Linked DNA regions of Homo sapiens: region 2 is linked to region 1. A link is a loop called in an ENCODE intact Hi-C map of the cell type or tissue named here. Cell type or tissue: MCF 10A. All regions are shown on one strand. Links, peaks and the distances in the headings refer to the core of each region. The heading gives the core; the rest is flanking DNA.

Region 1 (13,810 bases), core at 1-2,500:
ACAAATTACATTACGTGTCACCAGATGCATGTCCTTTGGTGTTGGTACTTTGTTTTCATTGGCGATATTCACCAAGTGAAATTACTTCAGCAAATGTTGTGTGCCTGTGTGTGTGTGTGTGTCTTTGATTTATTGATATTGCCGAAATATTTTTTAAATGATTGCAGCAACTTGCACTGGATGTTGTTATATTTTGAATTTTTGCCAATTAGCCCAAGGCTTAAGTATCCCGTTAATGACTTGTAATCCTCACTGTGCATTTTACTTTTATTCTCCTTGACTATTAGTGAGGACAAGCAGGATTTTGTATGTTTATTGACTCTTTAGATTTCTTTTGTGAATTTCCTTAGCATAAGTCTTTGCTTATTTTTCTATTGAGTTCCTTTTCTATTTCTCACCAATTTATAGAAGCTTTTTGTGTAGTAGGGAATTTATGCCTTTATCTATCATATCTGTTGCAATATTTGCCCCAATCATTTGCCTTTGATGTTGTTTATGGTGTTTTCCTTTTATGAAAATATGTGTGTAGATAAATATGACTATTTTTCCCTTATCACTGCTAAGCTTCCTGTTTTTTAGAAAGAACTTTCCCATCTAAAGATAGGAAATTCTTCAAAATATTGTTGCAATGATTATATTAATTTAATGTTTATATTTAAATTTTTAAAATTCCGTCTGGAGTTTATTTTGGTTTAGAGTATGAAGTCAATATATATCTTTGTTTTATTTTCGAAATATGACCAAGTATTTAAGTATACATTGATTGATAAACTCCTAATTCCCAACTTGATTCAATTGTCATGCTTGTAACAATTCCTTAAATTCCTAACACACTCTTTTGGATGCTCTACTCTTTACACTGATCTTTTTCTTTCTTTTTTAATTTTTCCTGTGCCTGCTTCTGTTTTTTTTTTTTTTTCAATTTTAATTTTGGTGAGTATATAGGTGTATGTAGTAATGGGGTATATGAGATATTTTGATACAGACATATGATGTGTATCATCCCAGCACTTTGGAGTGTTGAGGTGGAGGGATTGCTTGAGGCTGGGAGTTCCAGGCCTCAGACTATTTTGATTATTGTGATTTTATATTATAGTAATAGCCTTTCAGTATCACTTTTTATGATATAAGCTGTATTTTTTAGGGTTAAAAGAGGATAAGTATATTTTAACTTGAATTTTTATTATAGTTGAAGTCATTATGCAACATATAAAGTGTTTCTGTTTTTCGATGCTAGATTATTATACAAATATGTGAATGACTTTTTAAAGTTAAACTACCCTTATAAGGCCAGCAGAGGGAGTTCAAGGCACTGTTTTACTAGTGAGGAATTACAAATTGTTTAAGAATATATTCTTTTACTGATTAATGGAATAAAGTTAAGAATTCAAAATATTCACTCAAATATCTTGATTGGTCAAAGTTTACACATACATAATCAAAAAGTGCCTATATATTTATAGCCCTCCAAAAGTCAAATCATTTAGGAATGAATCTAAATTTCCTTTTGAAGGAGGGAAATTTTTGGCATATATTTAGTTTATGTACACAGTGCAGATAACATAAAATTGAAATGAGTATAGTAAATGTGATTTCTACTTACCTTTTATGACCAAAGTCAGAAAAAAATCAGAAGACTGTAAAATAGTTAATAAATATATATAAATATATATTCTTTTGTCTTATTTGATCACATGAGCATAGTTTTCAAATGTAAGAATATACATAGAAACAGAAGAAAACCTTGAATGAATAATACCTCTAAATATTTTTAAGTGCTTTTCCCCTTCAAGTGTAGGAAATTAGAAAAGGATGAAAACATGATCAGCTAAAAGGGGATTGACTATTTAGCAGGAACTTTATAAATGAACTAATCTTGGATATGTTATTCCAATGGAAGTTTTGTTTGCAGCCTGCTGCTCTTTGCTATTTATAAATACTAGAATGATGGAGACTGCTAGGAAGCAGAAAATGCTTCACTGAACTTCTCGGTGACAGTAATTCAATCAAGCAAAGGTTACAAAAGCCCTGTGGGCTGCTTGTTATGTGATAGCAGAGGTAGACCTGATTTTGTTGTATCAGATATTATTTAAGTCAGGAAGCTTAGTGTTAAATTTAATGCTCTATCAAAGTAAGTCTATTATTCTGAGTTTGATATATCCATTTCATTTTTGTTCTAGATTTTGTTCTGTTTGTTTTCTATATATATTATCTGCTGTGTGTGTGTGTATGTGTGTATATATACAGGCATACCTCACTTTATTGCCCTTCGCTTTATTGTGCTTCTACTGTGGGTAGAATGCTATCAAACAGCATTGCATGCTACAGGCTACAGAGAAATCTTTTCTGAAGAGAAAAATTGGTTGATGAGGCAAACTTCATTGTTATTGTCTTATTTTGAGAAATTGCCACAGCCATCCCAACCGTTAGCAACCACCACCTTAATTAGCCAGCAGCCATCAACATCGAGGCAAGACTCTCCACTGACAAAAAGATTACGACTTCCTGAAGGCTCAGATGATCACTAGCATTTTTTTAGCAATAAAGTATATTTAAATTAAGGTATATACATTGGGTTTTTTTAGACATAATGCTTTTGCACAGTTAATAGACTACAGTATAGTGTAAACATAATTTTTATATGCACTGGGAAACCAAAAGATTCATGTGACTCACTTTATTACCATATATACTTTATTGTGGTGATCTGGCACTGAACCCACAGTATCTCTGAAATAAGCCTATATAGATTTATTTATATAATATTGTGATGTGTAATTTATTTTATGAAACACAATATATTATAAATAAAATTGAATATTTAAAGGTATAATAATGTGTTGATAAAGGTTTTAAAATTTATTTTAAAACTAAAATTTCTCAACTATATGCTATACATAGTACAGCAATAATTAAATTTTGAAAAAATATTCAGAATGATATATTTAAACTCTTATCATTATTGAATTTTCCATGCTTTCATTTTAAATATTTTACATAAAATGAGCATTTAAGTTTTGAATTTTGCTAGGAAACACAAATATAACAACTTTTAAATTCCTAGTCATACTTCGCAAAAAGTTGTAGTATTCTTGTAAAATACACTCATTTTAAAACAGGCTTAGAAAACAATTGTAAATAATATATTTGATTATCCATCTTTTCTTGGAGATAAGAAATAACAGAGTATTACCCTAAAATGCATTATAAAGCAAAAAGTTATACATATTTTAGTATATAAACTTAAAAATATTTCTATATTTTTAAGTAAAAATAAGCAGTTAAAAGACAAGCTTCAAACTGGGAAAAGACATTTATACAATATATTAAAGACACAGATCACAGAATAAACTTTTCTGATTCACAGGATAAAGTTTCCCAATTCAATATTTTTTAAAAAGCAAGCATTTCCAAGTATAGGTATTTCTTAAAAGAAAAAAATAAAAATGATTTCTAGATACATTCTCACCAGAATAAGCAAATTTGCATAATGAAGTTTTTCATCTATGTTTTTTGCCTTTCAATTTGGCTAATAAAAACAATGATAATGTACAGTATTGAAATTTGGGGAAGCAGTAACTCAGGTGCATTTTCAGGGTGTCTAATTTGATGCAATTTTCCAGACAATTTCTTGACATTTATCAAGAGATTAAAAAATATCCACACACTTTGACCTGATAATTACATTTCTGATAATTTATCCTAAAGATATAATCTTTGTCATTTTACATTGACTCTCCCTTTTTCCTGGAAGCTCTTCCTCAGATAGCTACATGGCTAACTCCCCACTGTCTTCTCATCTATCTTTACTCATATGTCACCTATTCGATAAGGTCTTCCCTAACTAGCCTGTTTAAAATGCAGATCGAATCCTTCCAACTCATACTCCCTTATTCTGCTTTTTTTTCTTTACTCCATAGCACAGTACATCTTCCAACATACTTATAATTTGTGTACTTATCGTGTGTATTGGTTATCATGTCTTCCCTCAGTTGAATTTAGGCTCAACAGGGACTGAAACCCTTGCCTTGCTCCAAGATGTCTCATTTCCCCAATTTTCTGGAAGAGTATCCAGCATGTAGTAGGTGTTTATAATAAATATTTGTTGAATGAGTGAATGTCAAGGATATTAATTTTAACATCATTAATGATAGCAAAATTTTTTTAAAAAGAAAAAATTTATCTTAAAAATTCCTCTGGGAATGGTTAAGTAAATCATGATCTATCCATGTGTATTATTTTCCTAGGGCTGTCATAACAAATTACCACAATCTGGGTGGTTTATGACAACAAAAAATGTATTGTGTCACAGTTCTGTGGGCCAGTGTCTAGAATCGAAGTGTTGATTCCTTCTGGAATCTCTGAAGAAGAATGAGTTCCATGCCCCCTAACTTCTAGTGGCCACTGGAATCTTTGGTGTATCACTGCAATCTATGCCTCAATCTTCATAACACCTTCTCTCTGTCTGTTGCCACTTCTATACTCTCCTAAGGTCACGTACCATTGGATTTAAGGCCCACCCTAATCCAGGATTATCTTATTTTAAGATCCTTAACTTAATCACATTTGCAAAGATTCTTTTTCCCAAATAAGGTCACAGATTCATGTAGACATATTTTGGAGGGCCACCATTCAACCCACTATAATATGTTACATTGTTACAGCACTATTTAAAAATCTTAGTTTGGTTACTGTTTAAAATCTTTAAAAATGTTCATAATGTAATGTTTAATTTAAAAAGTAGGCTGAGCCCAGTGGCTCATGCTTGTAACAGAGAGATTTTGTCTCTGCAAAAGATAAAAAATTAGCTGGGTGTGGTGGTGTGTGCCTGTAGTACTAGCTACTGAGAAGGCTGAGGTGGGAGGGTAACTTGAACCCAGAAGTTTGAGGCTGCAGTGAACTGTGATTGCGCCAATACACTCCAGCCTGGGCTACAGAGCAAGACCCCGTCTCTAAGAAAGAAAAAGAATAAAAGGAGGATACAAAACTTTATTTCTATGTGCATATGTGTGTATGTTTTTGTGTGTGTGTGTGTATATATATGTGTGTATATATATGTGTGTGTGTGTATATATATATGTATATATATATATATATACACACACACATATATATTTTCACACAGAGAAAATAATCCAAATTTTGACTTTTTTTTTCTTTTTTTTTTGAGATAGAGTCTTGCTCTGTCACCCAGGCTGCATTGTAGTGGCATGATCTTGGCCCAATGCAACCTCTGCCTTTTGAGTTCGAGCAATTCCCATGCCTCAGTTTCCCAAGTAGCTGAGATTACAGGTGTGCACCAACACCACCAGCTAATTTTAGTATTTTTAGTAGAGATGGGGTTTCACCATGTTGGCCAGGCTGGTTTTGAACTCCTGACCTCAGTTGATTCCCCCACCTTGGCCTCCCAAAGTGCTGGGATTCCAGGCATGAGCCACAGCGCCTGGCCAAATTTTTGAATTAATAATGTGAAGGAGGTGCCGGGCACGGTGGCTCATGCCTGTAATCCCAGCACTTTGGGATGCCGAGGTGGCTGGATCACCTGAGGTCAGGAGTTTGAGGCCAACCTGACCAACATGACAAAACCCCGTATCTAAGAAAAATACAAAAATTAGCGGGGCGTATGGCAGCGGGCGCCTGTAATCCCAGCTACTTGGGAGGCTGAGACATGAGAATAGCTTGAACCCGGGAGGCAGAGGTTGCAGTGAACCGAGATCGCGCCATTGCGCTCCAGCCTGGATGACAGAGAGAGACTCTGTCTCAAAAAAAAAAAACAACAACAAAAATAATAATAAAATAATAATGTGAAGGAGGAAATATACCAAAGAAATTAAAGAAAGTCTAATGCTGGGATGCTGGTTGGTAGGAATATAGGTGGTTAATTTTTCTATTCATAATTTCTAGCATTTTCCAAAATTTCTATTACAAGCTGATTTAAATTTTTATATTTACAATTCTCTTACTATGAAAAAACTAAATTAAAATAGACCTCATAAAATGATTTATTGGAAAACTAGAAAAAATTAAGTTTCAAAATGGCACAGCAATTAACCATTTCTTTTATATCTAACACCATCAGTTTTACCGTCATGAAATTTTTATGTCAATCTGTTCAGGAGGCTACGAAGTCATTTGTCCCTAGGGGTTTTCAGGAAAATATGAGAGAACCATTCAGTTGGGAAGTTTAGAAATTCACCTTTCAGAGAACAAGTGAAGCTAACACACTCTTGGACTCCCTTGTAGCCTTATGATTTAGTCAGTTTTAGCATAGTATATACATTTTATGATTTACCAAAAGCATATTAATTAGATTAAAAGTTCTCATCTTGTCTTTGAACTTGTCTTCTTTGGCCTGCTTTTTACATTTGACCTTATTATGCTCAATTTCTTCAATTGCTCTGTTTTCCTAATTGATTAATTAATGTCATAAGTGTCACCATTCTGTGTTCTCTCTCTCTCTCTTTCTCTTCCTTTTCCTCTTGTTTTCCTTGCCTTACCCAGTGAGCTTGAATTTGTATTTGGGAGCATTATCAGTCATGAATGGGGAGCAGGTGCTTACACAGGAGGCTTGCATTTGGGCTGTCTGAAGAACTAGTCTCCCCTATCTACCTGCTTAATAGCACATACGAGGTTACTTCCGCAAAGCACAATAGGCACCACACAGGAGTCTGGTCTGTGCCAAGACTGGATGGAAGCCGTGGAGGGAATTGTGAATATAAATGTCACAGAGATTCCTGTGGTTTTGTTCTCATTTATTTGAACCTTGATTGACCCAATTATTATGTGCAAAAACAAAACAAAACAAAACAAAACTGTAGAGGTAGAGTCTCCAAGATAATTGGGTATATACACTGGATGATCCTGGGAGGAAGGTAAAGATAGGGAAGGAAAATAAATAATTAGTTCTGTTTTAATATTTTAATGATTAAATTATTTAATGCAATGTGCAATGTTCTTTTCTAGTGATACATATGTGGGAGATCTCCCAAATGTATATATAGTGTACAATAAAGTCAAATATACTTAATCTGTTCATATTTATTAATAAACATGAATTAATTAAAGCAGGGAAGAACTTGATTTGCAAACATTACCTATATTATCGGAGGCATAAATGAGAGCAGTTTCCTAAATTTGCTAATTGTTCTGTCCTGCTGTGGACATTAGCCAGTATTAGGCCTTTTAGCCCCAACATGAACACTTCCATTTTGAATCTCGTTCAAAAGATGATACCTCCAGGAATTCAGCAACCCTTTACTTTGAAAATCTATCCGGTGTACCTCTAGGGAAATCTACTGGATTGTCTCTCAATTAGCCAGCTAAGTCTAATTCTCTCAAAGCCGTTTAGCACCACATCAATGATCGGAGAAGCTACATTTTATCAGATTGCATTTAAACTGGTGAGGAGAGTCACCTCCCCTATTTTGCACATGATACTGAGTACATTCTGGTGATGACCACTCCTCAGGCTTCAAATGTGAGCATGTCAGTTACACACGAGGAAAGTAACCAAGTCCCTGCCAATGGTCTTTCTCGATCTTAATCTTTGGTTCTTCTATTTACCTTAGATAACATTTGTAAAAGGGAAGGGGTGGTTACATTTGAAGCTAAGTGACCTAAGTATTTTGTACCCAACCTCTGATGGCTTCTGGAGATGAGGGTCATCAAACCAGAAGAAAGACTGACAGTAAGACTCAGACTTTCTTCTAGTGTCGCCTGTCTTCCGAGAATTAGATTTTTTTTCCTTGGTTATTTTTAGAAGCAGCATGATTGCTGCTGCCCAGGGATTAAGAACCGCAAACCATGTTCTCTATGAAACATTTTCAAGTCAGGACTGTGCCATATTCATTTTTATAATATTTGTGATGTGCCAGCATCATCAAATTCCAATAAACTTTTCTTCAATGCACCTAGGTTCAAGTCTCTGCTGGGACACATAAACATGAGCCAGCCATTTAAGTTCCCTGAGGCTCATTTTCTCCATCTATAAAATGAATGTTTTAAGATGCTGCTATTGTCCATTTTGAGGAAAAAACAGGCTAATGTTAATAAATATATTTGTAATCTATGGCATTGTATGGGAAAATAATTACCATTTTCACATGCTAAAAGTGTTTATAGATAAATAAATGCTGTATTGTTGAAGCTCTAAGATAAGGTTAAAAAAAGTTGTTGGAATACCCAATTTGAATCTTGACAAGGAACATTGGTATACAATTTTTTTGTCATAATATCCTAGTTAATTTTTATCCATAGCACTTTAATCACATATTTACTTGTTTGTTTTAAATATTTTCTCGCTTGTTAATAACATTTACTGAGGAAGAGACCTTGGTCTACCATGTTCCCAGCTGAATCCTGAGCAGTTAAAAATAACGTCTGGCACCCAGTAGACACTCAACTATTTTTGAAATAGATCAATACTACTTCATTGCAGAGAACCACTCACCACTGGATCTCAGTCTGCTAATGTTTCTGTCTGCTTAGTATTTTTGAAACTTCTTGAGACTGGAGAATAGGAATGATTTTTAAGATCACAATTTTTGTATCTTATGTAAATTGAAAAGAAAAATATTAAAAAGCGTATGTTTGGAGAAATATGTTTTGCTGCTGAAAATTACAGGATTATGCAGGGGACAAATTATTAAACCACAGTCGTATGGCAGGCAATATATGTTTTACTTTAGATCATTAAACTTAACCTTTTGTGATTAATATCATACTCTTATGTGACATTTTCTAGGAAACAGATTTCAGCACTTGTTTTATGTTTAAAAGCATTACTGGCTTTCCTACTAACAAAAAAACATTTTTGAGTGGAATCTTATAATCCATAGCAAAATCTTGTCTTTAATCAGCATATACAAATATTGTTTCATGTTTATTCAAGCATGCACTAAAGTGACTGGCATATTTTTGGCAGTTCTGGTCAAAGTTTTTCCCCTTTTCAGAAATGTTAAACCAAACTGACAGTTTGGATTATCTGACAGCCTTCATCCACAATTGTCTAATTTTTTCACAATGTGAGCCAAATTATTTTCTTGTATATAGAGTACAAAAAAGATTGAAATGTTATTTCCTATGATTGTTGCTTTCCAATTTGAGAATTTATGGAGACGTTATAGCTACATGCAAAGACATAGATAGTTGATATGAAATATTCCTGAAAGAATCATGTTAAGGATTTTAGAAACTTTCTTTTATATTCCACTTGCTCTGGTGGAGGTAATTTAAATTTTATTCTGAATTTGAACATTTTAGTTTTGCTTCTTTCACTTGAACACTTTTTAAAGATGTCTGTCTTTCATTTCTCTCTGAATATCATTATACATTTTGATAATTTGTTCTTCTCTGACTGATAATGAAATTTATTTTAGCATTTTAAGTTCTAGATGAGAGTTGCTGGGTCAACTGGCACTTCCTCAGTTCTTAAAACAATTCCCTTACTTTTTTTTCTGTTTTGGCAAAAAAAAACCCCTTAATTAACAACTTATTTTAATTGGTGTTCACTTAATCTAATGATATTCAATATTTTAATCTAGAGGAAAATATCCAAATTCCTTATCACTGTCTTCCTTTATCTAATATTGTGATAGTAATTCCAATTTAAAAATAATTCTTATCAGTAGATAACACGCAGGGAAAATACAATAAGGCCCACTAATTTTGAGAGAAACTACTTCAATATACCATGTTAGAACCTATATTGTATTTCACTTGATAGAGAAATATTACAAAATTAATTAGTACCATTGCCTTAATCAAAACTCTGCTGACTGCAAGCAATAGAAACTAATATGAGTGAATTTAAGAGAAATAGGAAATTTAATAATAGATGTTGAGTTATCCAAGGAACTGAAGGGCAGAAGAGCCTCTCTTGAGTAGAGTCAAGACAAAGAAAATCATTAGGATTCCTAGCTATAATAATCTGTCTCTTTGCTCTGTTTTTCTCTGAACGTCTGTCTCACTACAAAGAAGTTTGTAGACAGACTTCTTTTGCTTCTTTATATCCATGACGGAAAATAATTACTAACAAATACTAAGTTTATTATCAACATTGTTTCATCTATTCAAATTGACTATCTGTGACCCTCAGTTTCAAGTTCTTGATACATTTTTTTTGTTCTCCTTTTTTTTTTTCTAATTTGACTTTGACACTCTGGTAATCATCAGTAATACCATTCACCAAATATTTCTGTCTTGGTTTCCACCTTGCAAGCATACGATAGGATTTTACTTCCTAGCTCCATTGCAGTTGGGTGAGTCCATGTGATTTATTCTGGTCAATGAGCTGTGAGCAGTAGTGATGTGTGTCATTTAAATATCAGGAAGGGACTCTATAGAGGCAGATTTTCCTCTGTTTTGATGATCAGTAATGTTACAGTTAATGGTTGCTTTATCAGCCTGAGTTCATGAATAAAGAGAAGGCAAATTAAGGTCCCCATCCATCCTTCAATGGAGCCAGAAATAAACTTTACTGTTTTAAGTCACTGGGATTCGGGGATCGTTTGTTTGTCTGTTTGTTTGTTTGGTTTTAGCAGACACAGCCAAGCTGTTTGGACTAATATATACATGGAATTGTGTTAGATTTGCAATATTAGCATTTAGACTTGATGTGTTATTTTAAACCCCTGGGCCACTATTTTGTTCCTCTGTTTACTCTGCATTCACACTATTTTCTTGCCTTTGGTTCAGTACCCATTTTCTTCTGTCATGTCCTGTTGCTGTTGTAAGAATTCTCAGAGGATAATAGACAAAGGCATTAAAGTGTATTGGAACAAGCACTGACCTATGAGTTACGATACATACATTCTTTTATGCATCTATCAGCCATGTGACAATGTGGCATTTTATAATTTGGGAGTTCAGTTTCTTCATATAAAAATATATTATACTCTGCCTACCTCAATCAGAGTGTATAAAGAGTAACATACTATATTATACAAATATATGTTCTATTGTCTATCAATCTAGGTATCTATCATCTATTTTTCTTTATATAAATTCCTTAGGTATATTTTCCCAAGGTGTAGCTGAGAATTATTTTATTTGCTCGGTTTAGCCAATAAATATGCAAGCATATAAATTTATAAATAATGACAATGATATGTAACAAATTGGTAGTAATTACTTTAAAATACTGTAATTGCTTCTAAACTTTTGTTTCCTTACTATTTCTGAAATTATGCTTGAATATAGTGATGAAACCAAATGATAATTCATATGGATCATGTCTAGGTGGAGATTTAACTGTGTTGCCCATTGAGTGTCAATAGATAGCACTAAGTTTATACCATTACATCTATGTTTCTGATTGCACACTGTGATCTATCAGTCAAGAGCAGTGGCATGAGATTTGGAAGACAGGAGCAGTCTTTCTGTCCTCTTTGAGTGTCATTCTGTGAGAAACAAAGTCCTGGAGAAGTGAAGTCTGTCTGCAGCTGCTTCTCAGCCTTCATTCTTCAGCTTTTGCTATTGAGAGGGACATATCTGGCATAAATAATAATATCTTTTTAACTTCAGCATCCTGACACCTTGCAGTTATAGCTTATGTTCTTGAAACCAGTTGTTCCAGTAGTAGATAAGGAGGTGGTAACTTTAGCAGGTCAGTTCTTTTTCTGTTCTTTATTTTTGGAGGCACGGTTCAGAGGTTGCTCTTGCAGCTTTCTCAATTATACTGTAAGCACCTAACCTGTATTAAATTTACTCTTACATAAAATATTTAGAGAAATAGTTCTAAAACTTTGATATGCCTCAGTATGAGGTGGTGGGCTTTTAAAAAATCATATTATCTGGCTTTGCTGCCAAAATTCCGATTTATTAGGCATGGAGTAGGATCCAAGAATATGGCTATATGAGAAGTTCCCAGATTGCTGAATCATGGACCACACTTGAAGAACCATCAACTTAGAGTATTTTCTGTTCCTATTCAGAATCTGTAATTAAATAGACCTTGTCCTCAGATGTATCAAATAATCTAGGCCAACCACAATTATTTCTGAAACATTCAATAATTGGGCTCATTATTAAGTGTTGCATCCTAAATAGACACTGTTAATTGAGTTTACAACAAAATGCTTATCAATAGGTTTCAATACAGATTTAATAATCATTAAGGAATTCTAGAATTACTTATGTTCAGTGTATATTTTAATTTTTATTCTTTGCAATAAATCTTGTTTCAGTGATGTCATACAGTAACAGTATCATACAGTGACATATACTTCTTTTTTTCCCCTGATATTTCTGCCATCTGAATATAAATTAAGCTCAGACAGGTAATATTTTTGTCACTATGGATATTTTTAATAACTTCTGTTTTTAAAATAGAAATTTAAACAGAGCTACCATTTAAAATTTTGTCATTATTTCATACTGTATATATGGTAAATATTCTCATTTTAAATTTTAGTTTAATCATGATATTTTAACTTAGTTCAACTCCATATATTTTATATAAGGATTTTGAGATCCAAAGATAAAAGAACTTAGAGAAAGAGTTGAAGCTATAAACTAAATCATTTCACACCTAGTCCAGTAATTAAAAATTAATACATATTAATTTTAGAGCAGTTTTAGATTCACAGCAGAATTCTGCAGAAAGTACAGAGAGTTTTCATATACATCAGCCCTTGACACTCCCAGTTTTGCCCACTATCAACACACCACATCAGAATTACCCATTTGTTACAATCGATGAACCTACATCGAAACATCAAAATCATTGTTTCCATTAGGGTTCGCTCTTGGCGTTGTACATCCTGTGAGTTTAGACAAAAGTATAATGACATGTAGCCACCATTGTGGAATCATACAGAATAATTTTACTGCCCTAAAATCCTCTGCACTCCACCTGTTCATCCCTCCTTCCCCTTTTCTTCATCTATTGATACAATCATTTGATTTTTTCTTCTTTCACCTGGTAATACGATAAGCTTATTTTTGAATTTTGAACCAGTCTGCATGTATGAGAAAACTCCCACTTCGTCATGGTGCATAATTCTTTTTATACCTTGATGAATTTTGTGTACTTATATTTTGTTTAGGATTTCTACATCTATGTTCATGAGAGATAATGGTCTGTAGTTTTCTTTTCTTGTAATGTCTTTGTCTGGGTTTGGTATTAGATTAATACTGGCCTTACAGAGTAAGTTAGAAGGCATTTCTTCGTTTCTGTCTTCTGGAAGAGATTGTAGAGAAGTGGTATAATTTCTTCATTAAATGTTTTATAGAATTCAATAGTGAACCCATCTAGGCTGTGTGCTTTCTCTTTTGGAAGGTTATTATTTATGCAATTTCTTTAATAGACATGGCCTTATTCAGATTGTCTATGTCTACTAGAAAAAATTATATTTCTTTTTGTGTAAATTTTGGCAGATTTTGTCTTTTAAGAAATTGATAAGGGGTCCGTTCAAAAATGGCCGAATAGGAACAGCTCCAATCTGCAGCTCCCAGCGTGATCGACACAGAAGACGGGTGATTTCTGTATTTTCAACTGAGGTACCTGGTTCATCTCATTGGGACTGGTTGGACAGTAGGCGCAGCCCATGGAGGGTGAGCCAAAGCGGGGTGAGGCATTGCCTCACCCAGGAAGTGCAAAGTGTCAGGGGATTTCCCTTTCCTAGCCAAGGCAAGCCGTGACAGACTACCTGGAAAAACTGTACAGTCCCATCCAAATACTGTGTTTTCCCCACAGCCTTAGCAACCAGCAGACCAGGAGATCCTCTCCTGTGTCTGGCTTTGCAGGTCCCACGCCCACAGAGCCTTGTTCACTGCTAGCGCAGCAGTCTGAGATTGACCTGCAAGGCTG
Region 2 (15,984 bases), core at 6,549-9,048, 530 kb after region 1:
GGTGAAATTGCTAAAATGGTTCTGAATCAAAGTGATCATGATAATAGTGATGATGAAGATGACATTGTTAACACTGCAAAGAAAAGTGCCTATAATGTGTGATGAGCTTATTGAAGGACTAGAGCAGTGTGCCTTTATAACAGGTTAAGAAATCATGTCATTTTATAAAATCAAAAGAGAATTCTAAGACAAAAACTCTTGTTAATGTGGCAGATGACACATTTTAAAAAGCTACCCAGTAGAATGCTAGACATCCCTAGAAGACTCACTTCCCGGTCCTTCAACTCCTTCTGATGTTTCCACTCACCTAAAACAATAAAATACAATATGTGGTAGCCTTTTAATCAAAACACAGCATCGTAGGTAGAGGCTGAAAGCCTGCCGTTGTTTGTTGTTGGTGTTAACAGCTGCTATTCTTGTGATGCTACTGCACTGCTTAGTTACCCTGAACACATTATTTTCTCACTGTATTAATGGTGTGTCTTATTTTTTACTGCTAAGTGCTTATGACACTTATGTGTGATTAAGTGTAATAACATTATTGCTTTTCAATAGCATAAAAATTCAGAGTCAAGGGTAATGGTGATACCAATCAACCACAGATTGTCGACATGGGTGGCTGAGATAGTGACACTTTTGCTTTCTGATGGTTGAATGTACACAAACTTTGTTTCATGCAAAAAGCGATTAAAATATTGCATAGAATTGTCTTTAGGCTCTGTGTATAAGGTGTACATAAAACATAAATTTATTTTTTGTTTAAACTTGGGTACCATTTCCAAAGTACCTCATTATTCATATTTAAATATTCCCAAATCTGAAAAGAAAATCTGAAATTCAAAACATTCCTGGTCCTAAGAATTTTGGATTAGGGATACTCAGCCCATATAGTGCATATATATCAGAATTTGTTATGTAGAAATTTAAGAAGGTAAGTTTTGTAAGGTACTCAATACAGAGCCTAGTGCATAGTAAACATTCAAGAGTGCCTACTAGTCGTTGTTATTATTATTATTAACATGGTCATGGCTTAGCCAAACATTAGGTGTATGGCCTTGGATAAGTCATTTGTCAGCTCTGTGTCTCAGTTTATTCCTGTATAAAATGGTATTAATAGGAGCAACTGAATTAGTTAATAAATGAAAATTTGAAGAGTCATTCCTATCACTTACAGTCTGAGTAAACATAAATTCTTCATATTATTTATTAAAGAATTGCTTTCACTAACCTATCTTCCACATTTGAGAGTCTCACTCTTTCAGTTGTGGAGTCATGTTTGTTTACAGGTGGGTAGAGAAAACCTGGATAAGCTGATGTTGTGTTTCTGTGTCTTCCAGCCTGTCATATCCCTTTTGTCACTACACTATTCATGCCAAACAGTGATGCCCAGCTCTCATAAACCAACAGGGAAAAAAAATCCCTGTTAGATGGCCTCTTTACTCAACTCACTCAAACAGTACTTGGTGATAAAGGGGCTTCTGTAATTCTGCATGCTTCCCTGGGGAAAATTCCTATTTCCACTTGTGTGCAAGTTTGTTTCTACATTTTAGAAAGTTGCTTTGTTTGTGATGATGACTCCCAGCCAAACACCTGATGGGGCTCAGTTTACAGAATTCAAGCTCTAAATTTAGGTTAGATACAGGGGAGGAACAATGAATGCAGAATCAAGACCAGAAGAAACAAATAATAGTCTAAATTTTATATACAAATTTTCTTCAGAAATGTTCAGACCAATTTATACAATTGGATTCAGATAAACATTATGTTGATAACTTTTCTTAAGCACATCTCACTTTAAAATTATAATCATATTAATATTTGCTCTCAACAAAAATATCCTAGGATGGATGTTATTAATCCCATTGTGAATTTGAAGAAACAAAAGCTAAGTTAAATAGTTTAGAAAAAGTAAGACATAAGAAGGGAGAAGATCAGGACTTAAATCTTTGCCAAATCTCATCACCCAAACAGCAGGTGGATGTGCCGATATGCATTAAATCCCTTTCCAAACGTTAAACATGTAAGTTGTTTCTAATATCTGGCTATTAAAAGTAATGGCACAATGAATAGATCAGTGCATTAATCTTTTTTATTGCCTCTAAATAGATAGAATACTAGGAAGGGACACACTAGGTCCAAAGGGTATGTAATATTTTTAAATTTTTTTTTTAGGACATGAGATGAAATTGCTTCCCAGAAAAAAGCAGGAATGAGTGCCAAATTTGTGTATTTTCACCCACATTATCATTCTTTAATCTTTGAGAATTTGATAGGTAATATAAAGTGTTAATTTACATAATTACATTAAAATGAGATTGAAAACTATTGTTTCTTAGCCATTTATATTTATTCTATGAATTTTCTACTAGTATATATATTTTTTTAAAAAATTGGAGATATTAGTGGGATTTTAGCAATTGATTTGTGGGCACTCTTCATAGATTAAAACATCTTTTTGACTCTGACATATTATTGCATTTCCCTTGGTTAGTTTTTGCTTTTAAATTTGTTTATGGTGGTTTTGTTGTTTTTAATAGGTAATTATGTCTAATACATATAATAAAATGTACATTTTCCCGTTATAAATTATCTTTTTATTTTTGGCTTTTCTCCTTCCCCGTAATCACATTCACATGTTTACTTTTAAGCCATCTAACCCTTTTGCAGTTATATACCTCACATATAATTCTTCAAACTTCTTGGTATTATTATAGAATAATAAGGTTAGGATATAAATTTATCTTTTCTCAGAAAGCTAAAAATGTTAACTATTTTAACTCTGTTATATATAGATCTTCTCTTGTCGCTTTTTTTAGACCTTTTAAACCTCTAATAGGTATTATCCTGTCCTTTTCATTTTGCATTTTTGTACTATTTTTGTAAATGTTAGCATTATTTTAGTTTCCGTCATTGTCTGTGAGGAAACTGATGATCCTATAAAGATAAATGGTGAACTGCATCATGGAGTTGATACGCGGTATGGCGGAGACTGGATTAAACCCAAATTTTCAAGCTCTAAATGCTGTATAGTTATCATCATGCTGATCTTGCCTGTTTTATTTTTCCTCCTTTTTTTCTCTTCCTCTTAGTTCAGATAGCATATTTTTTTCTTATATTTTAGTGATAACACATAGTAAATGCTGTCTGACATCTTCTTACATCTCCAGTGGTGCTATATTTCTAGAGTAAACTTTCTGGTATATTTTTAAGGGAATGTCCCCATTATGTTTATGTAGTCTTTTCATTAGCCTAAGGCCACTTCCACGGCTCAATACCCCTGCCGGTTTCCTTACTCTGGAATAATAAGTGCTCTCTTCCAGTAGTTTGCTGTGCAGCACAGATAAGATGTGTGTTTTCCCTTTGTAATCTCTCACGGTACACCTGGATGCTGCCAGAACACCCCTCTCAGATCTTCAGCTTGAGGACAGTTCAATGTGCAAAGTCTTTGCCAAATTTCCATTTTCTGGCAGCCTTTAGCTAATGCAGTTCTGCAAGATTAAGGAATGATCTCTTATCCTTCTCGTTTTTGCCTGTTCTTTCAACTCTGAAGGCTGGAATTTTTTCCCCTGAACATTTGGAAATAAACGGTATTTCATTTGCCAGCCTCAGAATCACTGCCCCAGTTTACAGTGGCGTTCCTATCCCAGGGCTGGCTTCCTTATTTGGAAATGTTCTCACTGGGGCAAGCTACATTACTGAGTGCTTAGCCTCTAGGTCAAATGCTAAAAGCACAGAGGGGGCTAGTAATGACATGAAACTGAAGAAAGCAGGTTCACTGTTTTGGTGCAAATCCTGTCTTTCTGAGGTCACTGTACAGTGGGACTGTACCAGAACCTTATACTCGTGATCTTCCTATGTGGCTGTGTTTGGTTTACTTCTCAAAATATGGGGCAGGTCAGAGTATTTGCTGAATCTGGCACATCTGTGTGTAGCAGAGGAAATTATTCCCAGAATGTGGCAAATCACAATCAGTACTCTCTCTTCTACAGCCCTGGAAATTTATATGCTTGTGATTTCATGAGTAATTTGAGTATTGGAGGTGAATGAGTCTATCATTGGGAACTGTTAGTCATCAACATAAGACAAAAGCCACAAACTTGTTTAAAAATTCTACTATCACACAAACTTGGAAAATTTATACACTTGTGGCACATCACATCCACCCCTCTTCCTGAAAATGCCTGTTTTGTAGCACATGATTTCAGGGAAGTTAACGGAAAAGATCTTTCCGTTCCCTTGTCTTCAGGCTTTGTACTATTTCTGTATCTCTTTCTCTTTGCAGAAACCAGCACTGTGAAGCAATTGTGAGACACATAATAAGTGGTTTTAAGTTGTTTCTAATTCGATTTTCTTCTCTTACTGTTTTGCTCCATAGTTTCCATCCACTCCTTCTTCGTTGCTATGCGTTTCTTCATGAGAAGCCAGACAAAAGTTACGCTAGCTCTGAAAAAGGACTGAATTATTTTGTATTTCTTCTTCTACTTCAGTTATTTTTAAGAACCGCACATAATAAAGTCCAGTGCTTCTTATCTTGAATCAACAACTTTTTGTTCAAGAGTATTTTCTACTTTGTTTCTTCCTCCTCATGCAAACATGGTTGTGCAATTACCAGTACAGACAATTTCTCATAACTTACAGGGCAAATTGTTACAGGTAGTTTCAAAGACTTGTCCATAGCTGAAAACATGATACATCAGTGGTAGAGCCCAAAGTGGATATAAGGATGTTAATCTTATGTGCTTATAGTTTAAAATTCTAATATGCCCACTGTCTCATTGGGGGTTACTATTATTCATAAATAATAATTATAAACTAATATGAAATATATTTTTGGTGAACTATGATATCGTATAAATTCTTCATAAATCTAATAAAATGTTACCTTGATTATGTTCACTTTTATAACAATTAAGAGGAGTAATTGAGACAATAAATATAAAGTGGTTAGCAGTGCCTGGCACATAGTAAGTGCTAAATAAGACTTCATTATCATTATGTATTAAGTGGCTAATAGGTGTCAACTGAGCTGCTCTTCACTTCACAGCTAAGGAAGGCTTTATAGCAAATCATTTAATTATCTAAATTTCTTTTTGGCTTTTATATATTCCTTGTGTCTATTTTATCTACCTAGTATCATTTCATTTACAGTGTAATTTAAATTGCAGTATATCATTAAGTAATTTAGAATTTACATATTAGAGAGTGCTGGGTTTTTCTTCATCTATTTAATTTCCTCTAGTTGTATGCTTCACTGAAATGGCCAGGTCCAGAGTTCTATTTGTTGAAAAGCAAAAAAACACACTCTCATAAGTCTACTTGTGACTGTTTGCCATAGCCTATGCTTTAAAAAAGTTTAAAAATAAAGAAAAAATACTTTAAAAATGTTTTTATGCCCTAATATTTTTTACACAGTGAGTATATAAGAAGGAACCCTGTGATTGAAAATAAGCAACTACAAAAGGAAGACAGGCAGTTACATAGATGACTGCCACAGGATGGGTCAGGAAGGCAGACAGACACAGTCACTACAGCAGCAAAATACTCTTCAGGTCACTACATGTGACCGGGGTAACATGTTGGGGGAGGTCTGTATGTTTAAAATGGAAGACAGTAATGATCCATTTCACAGATACAGTAAGGGTTTTGTTGTTGTTGCTGTTGTTGTTTTAAAATGAAGAGTTCCTAACAAGTTACCTGTAGAAAACTATTGGGCTGTGTCTCCCTTAGCAGCCTAGGGTGAAACTGATCACCGCAGTGATGTTTACTTTGTGTTCACAGATGTCATATTTACGGTTATGGCTGGGATGCCCAGAAACAGATCCTTCTCTTCATTGTCTTCAAAGATAGGACTTTCTGATACTATGTTCCTTGCTTACAGGATGGCAGCAGTAGTTAATCCTCTCATTTTTCCAAAGTTAGCCTTCTGCTCCTTCTGGGTGATTGTTATGTTGGTCCCTGTTCTTCCTTTGTTCCAGGTAAATAATTGGGAAATGAGAAGAAATTGAAAGTATGTGGTTTTATTTATCATCATTCTAGGCTTTCTGTCTACTCAATGTCCTCTTCTGCCCCAATATAAAGCAAAGCCCAAGTCAGAAGAGGTATTATATCTGGACAGGAAGTGAGAAAAATCAGAGCGGCATAATGTGTAGGATTTGACATATCCCTTGAGGGGAAGCAGAGGCCCAGTTTTCTTTGAGAAGGAAAGGCTGAACCAGCCAGAAACACCCACTTTCTGCATTGTCTGGCTGCCGGCTGCCTGCGAAATGCAGATGGAAAAGCTTGATTGCTTTCAGGAAGAAGCAGCTTCTCCCCAGGTATCCACGCTTACCTGTGGTTAATCAATCTTTCTTCAGTACCTCATGTTTCTATTTTCCTGCTCCGTCTTGCGTCCCCCTGTAAAGAGATTCTCAGTTATCTGTAGTTCAAACCCACTAAGGTGTGATCTGATAGTGTTTTAAGGGAAAGGTTTTCAGAGTAGGTGTGTGTGACAAGAGGCTAAGAGAGAACTTGAAGCTACTTAAACACTTTATGTTTAATTAGGACTGCCATCGGTTACTCGTTAAAGAAACTTGCCTATCTAGTTTAACCAAATAGTGGTATAGGTGTAATTGTGCCATCTAATATAGTGACCACTAGCCACATGTGACTATTTAAATTTAAATTTAAAAATACATTCAGCATTTATTCCTCAGTCTCACTAGCTGCATTTCAACTGCTCTGTATGTGGCTAGTGGCTACTGTATCGGGTGGCACACAATATTGCAGGAAGTTGCGTTGAGCAGCATTAGATGTGGGCAGTCACATGCTGGTGACACTCAAGGTACTTCTAGATTCTTACCAGGTTATTCGTTATGTACAGATGTCCAAGAATCCTCAGCTCAAAGTGACTGTTCCTTCTCCAGGCCTCATGTCAATGCTCCACGCAGGAAAGAGGGAAAGAGCAACAAAAAGATGATGACAGCTCATTCCCTTCCCACTTTCTGTTTTTCAGGAAAATAATAACTTATTCAGAGTTCCCAACTGTTAAATTACTTCTTATAGCACATGAAACGAAAATCGGTTGCATGGCTTTCCCCAACTGGGAGAAGGACTGGGGTAAGTGAATATGTTTAATTGGCACATGGCTACTACAAACAAAGTCAGAGTTGTGTTGGAAGACAGAAGGGAGGAATCAAAATTGAGTAGGTAACATCAGAATCTGAAACACATGGGATACCTTTTTTATAGCATCAGTTTGCGCTTAATTTAAAATATGTGCTTTGAATTTTTGGTAAGTAAATTTTAAGTAACTTAAAACGGTGCATATTTAAAGAAACAGGGATATGCTGTACAGTAGAATATTTCCAAATTACAAATTTTTGGTAAAACATGATGATACAAAGAAATGTTGTCCCTTGGCAGGGCCAATTTAATATATACCTCCACATACTGTTAGGGTACTTAGCCTTCTTTTGCCACTAGGGGGATTTGGGTTTAATAGTTTGAAGGAAAAACATACATTAGGTGCTTCTTTTATTAGAACAGTTCTCATTTTCATGGGCGGCTCTAGGCAACTGGTAAGTCTTCAGGGTCTCAAGGAATAATGAGATCTCTCACACTGTTAGAGCTGAGGAGCTTTTGGTTGTTTTGGGTCGTGTGAGTTTTACAGCTTTTTGCAATGCCTCAGATAAAACCAAAACAATTGTGTATAAAAGGTATATTAGTGCCTCATCTGCCTTACACAGCTCTTTAAACTCTTCCTAAGATCTTCTTAAAATGAAAAACTGGGTTTGGATTTCTTAATGTGATGGTGGTGGAGAGAAAGCATCAATCTAATTTTTCTGCTTTCTAATTTTTCAAAGTATACTTTCAAAATGTGAATATCCACTTACAAGTGAGTTTGCTTTGAAAGTACTATGGTATATTTGTCCTATAGTAGGATTCTTTGGCAGTGGGGACTCCTTAATGAACATAGACATAGGCTTACTGTACCACAGGGGTGGCCCCCTCAAGAAAGGTTTTAGTAGAGGTTAACTATGATTTTGCAGAATAAATGACCAATAATAGTGTATCGATTTTCCATAATTGCCCTGACCTTCTCTCCCACATCCCAATATTTTTAATAAAACAAAATGGGATTTTGATACATCTTGATTCTTTGATGCATCCATCCTAAAATTTGCAAATTAGCCACAAATATTAAAGACAGAAGTAGCCTTACACTTTTTCTTTGTGGGTAATTTTTTAATCTTTAATTTAATGGTTTTAAATATGTAATATTTAACATTCCTCCAGTTATACCATTGTGTTTTATAGCTAGGACACACTCCGATGTGCTTATGTGTTACTATGCTCATCATCCTTCACAAAAGCAAGAAAAATAAAATGAAATAAAAAAGACTCTACTGTTTCCTTTACAATTACTTATAAAGTCAGATTAATATGAGAGCATAGATAAACACAGCCAAATGTAAATTTTCAGATAGGGCTCACAGCAACAAGTGAATAAATTGATATGCATATGTCTTCGACACAGAAAACCAAGGCAGCAGACTTTATATTTGGTTTTGCTGGAATGACAAGATTGGAAAGAAATGTAAAAGATTATTAAATAAATTTTTGAACCTTTTAAAACCAAACTATATTGTACATATAAAAGAAAGCAAGTCATACTATACTGCCTGATTTACTATTAAAAGGTAAACACATTTTTATAACTACTACCTGTATCAGAATATGAGAGACCCGGTGTCTCGAGAAGCCTCTCTCATGCCTCCTCCTAGCGTTGCCTCTCCACAGGTAATTACTATTCTGAATTGCATAATCATGAACTAGGTTTGTCAATTTTTTTGCATTTTATAGGAATGGACTCATACATATAGTACGTGTTGTTTTGTGCCTGGATTATTTCGATCAACACAGCACAACTGAGATTTATCCATGTTGTATGTAGCACTGATGCAGGTTATTTCTTCTTGATCACTTTGCAAGCCAGAAACCCCTGGTCAGTGATGCCCTGCCCAGGCCTCACTTAGCCATGCTGGCGTGCCCCAGCTCACCTGTGTTATAGCTTGTACCTGCATTTGGCAGTTCCCGAACTCTTGTACTGTGCCCAAGAAGAATGAGGATATGCTGGACACTGAAGGGTGAGGAGGGCCGAGAAAAATTTTATTGAGTGACAGAACAGCTCTCAGCAGAGACGGGATGCAGCATGGTACGGGAGGGAATCCCCTACCCAAAGATGGGAAAGTCCCCCTCTATGGCTGGATCTGGGGTCTTTTATGGGCTCAGAATGGGGTGTGTGTGTGCTGACTGGTTTGTGAGTATGCAAAAAGGGTTAAAGCGAATAAACCACTCAAAGATGTACATGACAGTGTAGAAAACCAATTAGGAAAGAGTAGGTATATGTAAAATAGGTGAAGGGTGGAGATCAATCAGAGGAAAGAGGAGAAGTTCTCAATTCAGTCCAAGGGTTTAACTTGTAGCTTGATTTTCAGGCTTTAAACTGTCTTTGGCTTGGTGGTGAGGTTTCACTGGGGACCCGCCCCTGTCTGCCTAGGCATTTGGCTGCCTCCTGTCAGTATCAGTAGTGATTTGTTCTTTTTCATTGATGTGCAGTTCTCCATTTTAAGGATGTAACATTGTTTACCTTTCTACTGCTGATGGTTGAGTTGTTTCCAATTTAGAGTTCTTATTAAGAGTGCTGCTTTGAATATGTAGCACTAATCTCACATTACAAATTTCTGTTCACTTTTTAATTTTATGTGTATACTTTAGAGTGGAACAGTGGAGATGCAAGGTATAGCTGACTATAGTCAGCTTGTTAGATACTGCCAGTTTTCCAAGGAGATTATAACAGTTTATGCATCATCATCAGTGTTTGAGAGTTGAAGTTATATTCCTTGCCCTCACCAACACTTTTCATTGTTGGCTATCTAAGCCATGCTTTTGAGTGTAAGATAGTATCTCATTGTTAATCTGCTTTTCCCTGATCATTTGGAATATGCAACAGCTCTTCATATTCTTAAAGGCCATTTGTAATTTCCTCTTTTGTGGAGAGATGTTTTGTCATTAGTCTCCTTTTCTAAAAGGGTCATCTATCATTTTCTTGGTAGATTTTTTTTTTTTTGAATTTTAAAATATTCTGAACATCAGTTATCTTTTAGAAATAAATATTACAAATATCATCTATCTGAAGCTTGGCTTTATATTCTTTAAATCTTTTTTTATAAATAAATGTTATTAAAATTTATTGAAGATGTGGAAACATTGCTACCATGCAGCAGAACTTAATAAAGATTCCTGTAAGAAATTTTATATCTCATTCATCAGTATTTCTGAGGTTTTTGTTTTGTTCTGTTTTTGTTTTTATTTTTTGTTTAACCAATCTGTGCCCATAAATTTCTATAAATCTGTCCTATAAATTCATTTTTCTCTCCTGTTCAAATGCTTAAACATTTTTGTTTTCAGATAATTATTTTATATGTAAGTTAAAATGGCTTATTTGTAATATAAAAATATTTACTGTTTCAAGCCGCAATAAGGAACATGCTTTATTTGCTGAGCTGGCTGATAAGAATGAGGAAATTTGCAAGACTCTGGAGGTCGATGGATAACTGAATTATGTTATAAAAAGAAACCATGAAACAATGAAGGCTGGCTGACAGGTTCTAGAGTTTGAAAAGCTGTAGCTTTAAATGTTGGAGATGCCTGTAGGAAAGAGAAAGTTAGGTGAAAAGGGTGGAACAGAAAGTGCTTAGATTTTTATTAATTTCTGCTGTATGGCTACAGTGAATCTCCCAATAAAGTCTACATTGCAAGCTGTTGCTTCCTAGAATTGTATCTAATTTAGGGGAAAATGTGCAAAAATTTCTGAAGATGATGCATGATGGGCACAAGTAAGTACAAACGTGATCATGAGGACCCCATCACATCTGTGAAATCCACAATTCTAACATATCTACACAGTGCAATTTTCAAGTGCATTTTCAGTTAATTATAGAAAAATCATTTATTATTCTTTATGATATCATACTTTACAACGAAAAGTTAGCCCAATTATTTTAACTGTTTTTTCTCACTTTAATAACATTTATTTAAATTTTCTATGTGCCTTTTATTTCAGAAGTTGATATAGTCTTGCAGCAATATATTTATTAGAATAAATAAAGTGATATCATATTTTCAACATGCTATAATTCTCTAAATTGTGGCCATGTAAGAATTATGCCAGAATATATCCAAACTGGGTTAGTCATTTTTCTCTTTTTGCTACAACAAATTGATGTTATTGTTTAGATTTACATTAATAATAGAGAGAGTAAATTGCCATCTTGTGTTTACAAAGTAGGTTTTGTTTTATTTGACATATTTTAGCCATGCCCTTGGTTTTTCCTCTCACTAACATAATTTGGCTGGGGGAATCTAGTTTTTATTGTTTCCAGAAAAATGAATACTGGTAAGAATTGATAGTAATATTGATAATTGCCTGCCTTAAATGTTGACATGTATTACTGAAAAAAAAAACGAATACTGCACCCTCAGAAGGATACTACTGGTGATATTACTCACATTCAAAAACTGTATTTATTGCCGTATACCACTAGATTTTCTTCTCCTGCTTCATTCTCTGTTTTCTCTCCTGTAGTGTTAGAAAGTAATAAAATTCACTAGACTACTATTCTTGACAAACCAATCCTGCCCTGACAAAAGAAAGACCTTAGAATAAAACCAATCCTGCCCTGACAAAAGAAAGACATTAGAATAAAATTTCTATAAAAAGAATTTCAAGACTTCTACAATTTTGACTGCATGCAAAATTCACGTAACATTTACATTCACAAAGGTTGTCCACGTTGTTATTATCATGGGTGAGAACTAATCTAATTAGAAAGAGTGCCAATGCCCCTGCAGGTGGAGAAGGGGTAAGATGATTGACACAGAGATTTTGAGTGTCAAAAGTAGAGTGCTGATGTAATACTTTGTTTAGACTTTCAACAAAGGTTTTCAAAATCAAGAACTTTAGATGTTGTTAACTCAGACATTTTGTAAAATGACAGATAACTTATTCTGTGTGGGATCTTCTAACCAAAAAATTAATTTTTGCCTTTGGCTGGCTGTCAAGGGCTGATTAGGTAGTATAGAAGTTGAATAATAAAGGAGTTATTTTTTAAATAGAGGAATTTTTGTCTACCACGTTCCAGCAGGAAAAAGAAAAAGAGGACAGGCACGGTGGCTCACGCCTGTAATCCCAGCACTTTGGGAGGCCGAGGTGGGTGGATCATGAGGTCAGGAGTTCAAGAACAGCCTGTCCAGCATTGTGAAACCCCGTCTCTACTAAAAATACAAAAACCAAAAAAATTAGCCAGGCATGGTGGCGCATGCCTGTAATCCCAGCTACTCAGGAGGCTGAGGCAGGAAAATTGCTTGAATCTGGAAGGCGGTGGTTGCAGTGAGCTGAGATGCTGTCAGTGACTCCCAGGATGGAGTCACTGCATTCCAGCCTGGGCGACACAGCAAGACTCCCTCTCAAAAAAAAAAAAAAGAAAAGAAAAAGAAAATTCTACCCTATTGCAAGTGGGATTAAGGATTTTTTTTTTCCTAATGGATTACACAGGAAATCAGGCACAATGCTCTATAAACATGTAGGAAATGTGTTTTGAGCACCTCTATTATACAGTATGAACCGAGGACTTCAGGGAAATTCTTTATACATGCTGCCTTCCATGTGTCTATGGAAAAAAAAAAAAAAAAACCACAACCTAAAATTCCTGATAAGCATTGGTATCTCCTGTTGGAAAAGTTATTCTGCATTCAAGGAAGATGGCTTCAAGATTTTTTTACTTCTTCCATTAGCCTGGAGACAATGATTAGGTGACAATTATCTTTGTTCTTATTTCTCCTCAATTTCCTTATAAATTGGTGTGTAAGTTCAGCAAGCTTATTATTATTAATACTTGTTCTGTATATTTTACTGAATTATGGGAAATGTGTCACATAAGAGCAATATGCAGTGTGCACAGTTCTGCTGAATGTTTTTCCTGCCATCTGTCTCGATTCTTGTCTTTGCTTCTCCTACCTTGCTCTAATAATCAAGCAAATAAAGCAAACAGAGAAAGCAGCAGCAAACTCGGTAGTTTTTCTTTCATCCTCTTGTTGATAATGTTTATTTTGACATCAAATATCGTCAACACTAATACAGATTACTAGGAGGCAGTATGTTGTGCTGTGGGGGTAGAGGGCTTTGTAGCCAAGGGTTTGAATCCTGGCTTTGCCACTTACTCAGAAAAGTGGAATTAGACAAGTCATGTACTTCTCTGTGACTTAGTTTCCCTTATATAAGATAATGATAATAATACTTAGCGTAAGGTGCTGTGTAATTAGAGATAATGTTCTTAGAACATAGCAGGCATGATTTAAATGATAGCTAGAAATCAAAAGAAAAATCTACAATCTCTTTCCTTAAGTAGCTTGGTATATAATGGGAGATATATGGAACAAAGAAAATAATTCAATATATTAGTATATAATTTTTCCAAATGATTAATCAGGATAATCAGTGCTAGAGAATTTTAGAAGCCAAGTGAAAGATTCAGTACCATTCATAAACTAGTGCCCTTTTCTCAGCCAAAAGCACCACAGTGAAATCATTGTCTTAGGCAGTTCCCCTTAACAGCAGTTGCTGCAATACACCAGGAGTGGCTATTGGAGGTTAGAAAGCTATTGCAAAAATTTAACAACAAGCTGGAATTGTACAGACAGATAATGCTGTTCACATTGGAATTAAAAGCACTTAAGGACTGAAGGGAGCAAGCAGCACAAATAGGTAATTCGCTCACCAAATGCTAAACAGAGATAAGCATAATGTTTTTCCATAGATAGATAGGTAGCATCATTGATTTGAAATAAATTAAATTGCATTGAGCTGCTTATTAATCCAGAGAAAACCAATTGGAGCTATGAATAAGAATCTTTCCAAATTATTTCCCTAGCCACTTCACACCCTGGTGCTAGTGTTGAATTTAATAAAACAGGACCAAAGAAGCTGTGGCAATTGAAGCCTGTAGCTTAGCTGCAGAGCTGAGAAAGGGTATACGCAGCTTTATCCAGGCTGTTTCACAAAGGATATATAATATCCACAGAAAGAACCTCAGGATTTGCTCCCTTCTAACACCCTAGCCCTCCCCCGACTCAAGGCCTCCTACATTCACAGATATAGAAAAGATATATATTCTAATGCCCAACAGAGTAAAAATAATAGCTGTATTATTCTATATTTGCATAATACTTTATAATTATCAAAGTGCAGTGATACATATTTTCAGTAAGTTTCTATTGGCTCTTTCCTATATTTCCAAATATATACTTTAAATATGTATTTCATTTTCTCAAAAGTTGCAATCTCTGTGTATTAAATTGAAAAAAGAGGCCAGGTGCAGTGGCTCACACCTGTAATCCCAGCACTTTGGGAGGCTGAGGTGGGCGGATCACCTGAGGTCGAGAGTTCGAGACCAGCCTGACCAACAGGGAGAAACCCTGTCTCTACTAAAAATACAAAATTACTTGGGCATGGTGGTGCATGCCTGTAATCCCAGCTACTTGGGAGGCTGAGGCAGGTGTATCGCTTGAATCCGGGAGGCGGAGGTTGCAGTGAGCCGAGCTCACCCCATTGCACTCCAGCCTGGGCAACAAGAGTGAAAAAAAAAAAAAGGAAAAAGAATTTTAAGAATGTCTCTATTGTCAAATCATTTTAGATGAATGATGGGAATACAAAAAAGGTGGTCAGAATAATTCTATCTTTTGGAAATATTTTGTTTAAAGAACCAAAATGAAGTATTTGACATAGAGCCTTGAAGGTTCCGGGCAATAAGAAAAAACAGGAAATATGTCCTCAGTTCAGCCTCTTGAGTGCATCAGTTTAGTATTAATATGGTTATATAAGTCTTCACAGAAAGGGATTGGAGTTTCCAGAACTCTAAACTCAAACATTCAGAATAAAAAGTATTATCTGGGTATTAAAAGTGACCCTTACATGGTGTGTTCGAGGTCATATGCCCAAGTCAGCAAATGTGAACTGCTCATTATCAACTCTAATAAATATGAGCCCTGCAAGTCACAGTTTCTATCCCCCAGCAGTCCTGACAAGGAGATAAATAATTGTAAATCAAATGTGGATTTTTCACTTCTTCTATTATAAGAAATCAGTGGTAAAACATAATAGGCCCCAAACAAGTTAACTAGTAGGATAGCCTTTTAGTGTATGTGTGGCAGAGGATGTCAGCGAAGTAAAAGCATCAAAACATATAGTATAGATAGAAAGTTCAGAGATAAAAAGCTCTGAAAATCAATTTTTAAGTCCCTTAAAAGCATGCACATTCCAAAGCAATGATTTTTGAACATTCAGTTAATACTATGTTTTCTGAGAATTTAAGCTTCCTATTGGGGAGGGCACAGAAATAATTAATTAGAGACTAGTCATGCAATCTCCATCTTTTGTTCTGTTCAAATAAGTAAATTTACTTTAAAGTTTACGTGAGACGATGTTCAAGAATATTTTAATATGACAATATCATAATAATGCGTAACATATTATTAAAATGTGAATGCTGTCTAATGTACCCATTTTTCATATGTCGAGCAAGATCATAGCAGAATCTGGAAATTTTAAAGTACCAATTTACCAAGTAAATCTTGTCATATTTAATGTAAGAGTTAACGGTTACCTTTTACTTCAAAATGAAAAATCATGAACAAATATAAAACTGGATATGACACCGTATCAGTAAGCATAATCCAAGACTCTCTTTAAAAAAAAAACCCAAGAAATATCGGCACTCTGTGTAACAGTAAAGTCAGAGAATATGGTTTTAGGAAATCCAAAGGAAGAGAGAGTTGTGAGAAACAGTATTTATTAACTGTGTCAAATGTTTCTGGGAGCTTAGTTTAGAGGAAGCCTGTCAAGTGCCCATTTGGTTTAGCATCATGAAGTTCAAGGAAGGGCTTGAT

The links. A loop is a pair of places that touch in the nucleus more often than their neighbours do. Peaks named below come from ENCODE experiments on the same cell type or tissue, not always from the same donor. Only the 100,000 strongest peaks of a DNase experiment are listed, where the experiment ranks them.
Region 2: it touches region 1 in a loop (7-fold over the local background); 3 of 110 quality-filtered maps call a loop at or near these places.

Annotation. Positions count from the first base shown.
Region 1 is chr12:82,314,596-82,328,405 of GRCh38, reverse strand. No RefSeq gene overlaps it. Among named protein-coding and RNA genes, the nearest start is that of CCDC59, 37 kb to the left of the region's middle. RefSeq lists an enhancer at 13,777-13,810. In MCF 10A, for the core only: a CTCF peak has its summit at 1,304 (motif pointing right); no DNase peak of the experiment used is centred there.
Region 2 is chr12:81,788,757-81,804,740 of GRCh38, reverse strand. No RefSeq gene overlaps it. Among named protein-coding and RNA genes, the nearest start is that of PPFIA2, 37 kb to the right of the region's middle. In MCF 10A, for the core only: a CTCF peak has its summit at 7,534; a DNase peak (open chromatin) is centred at 7,470.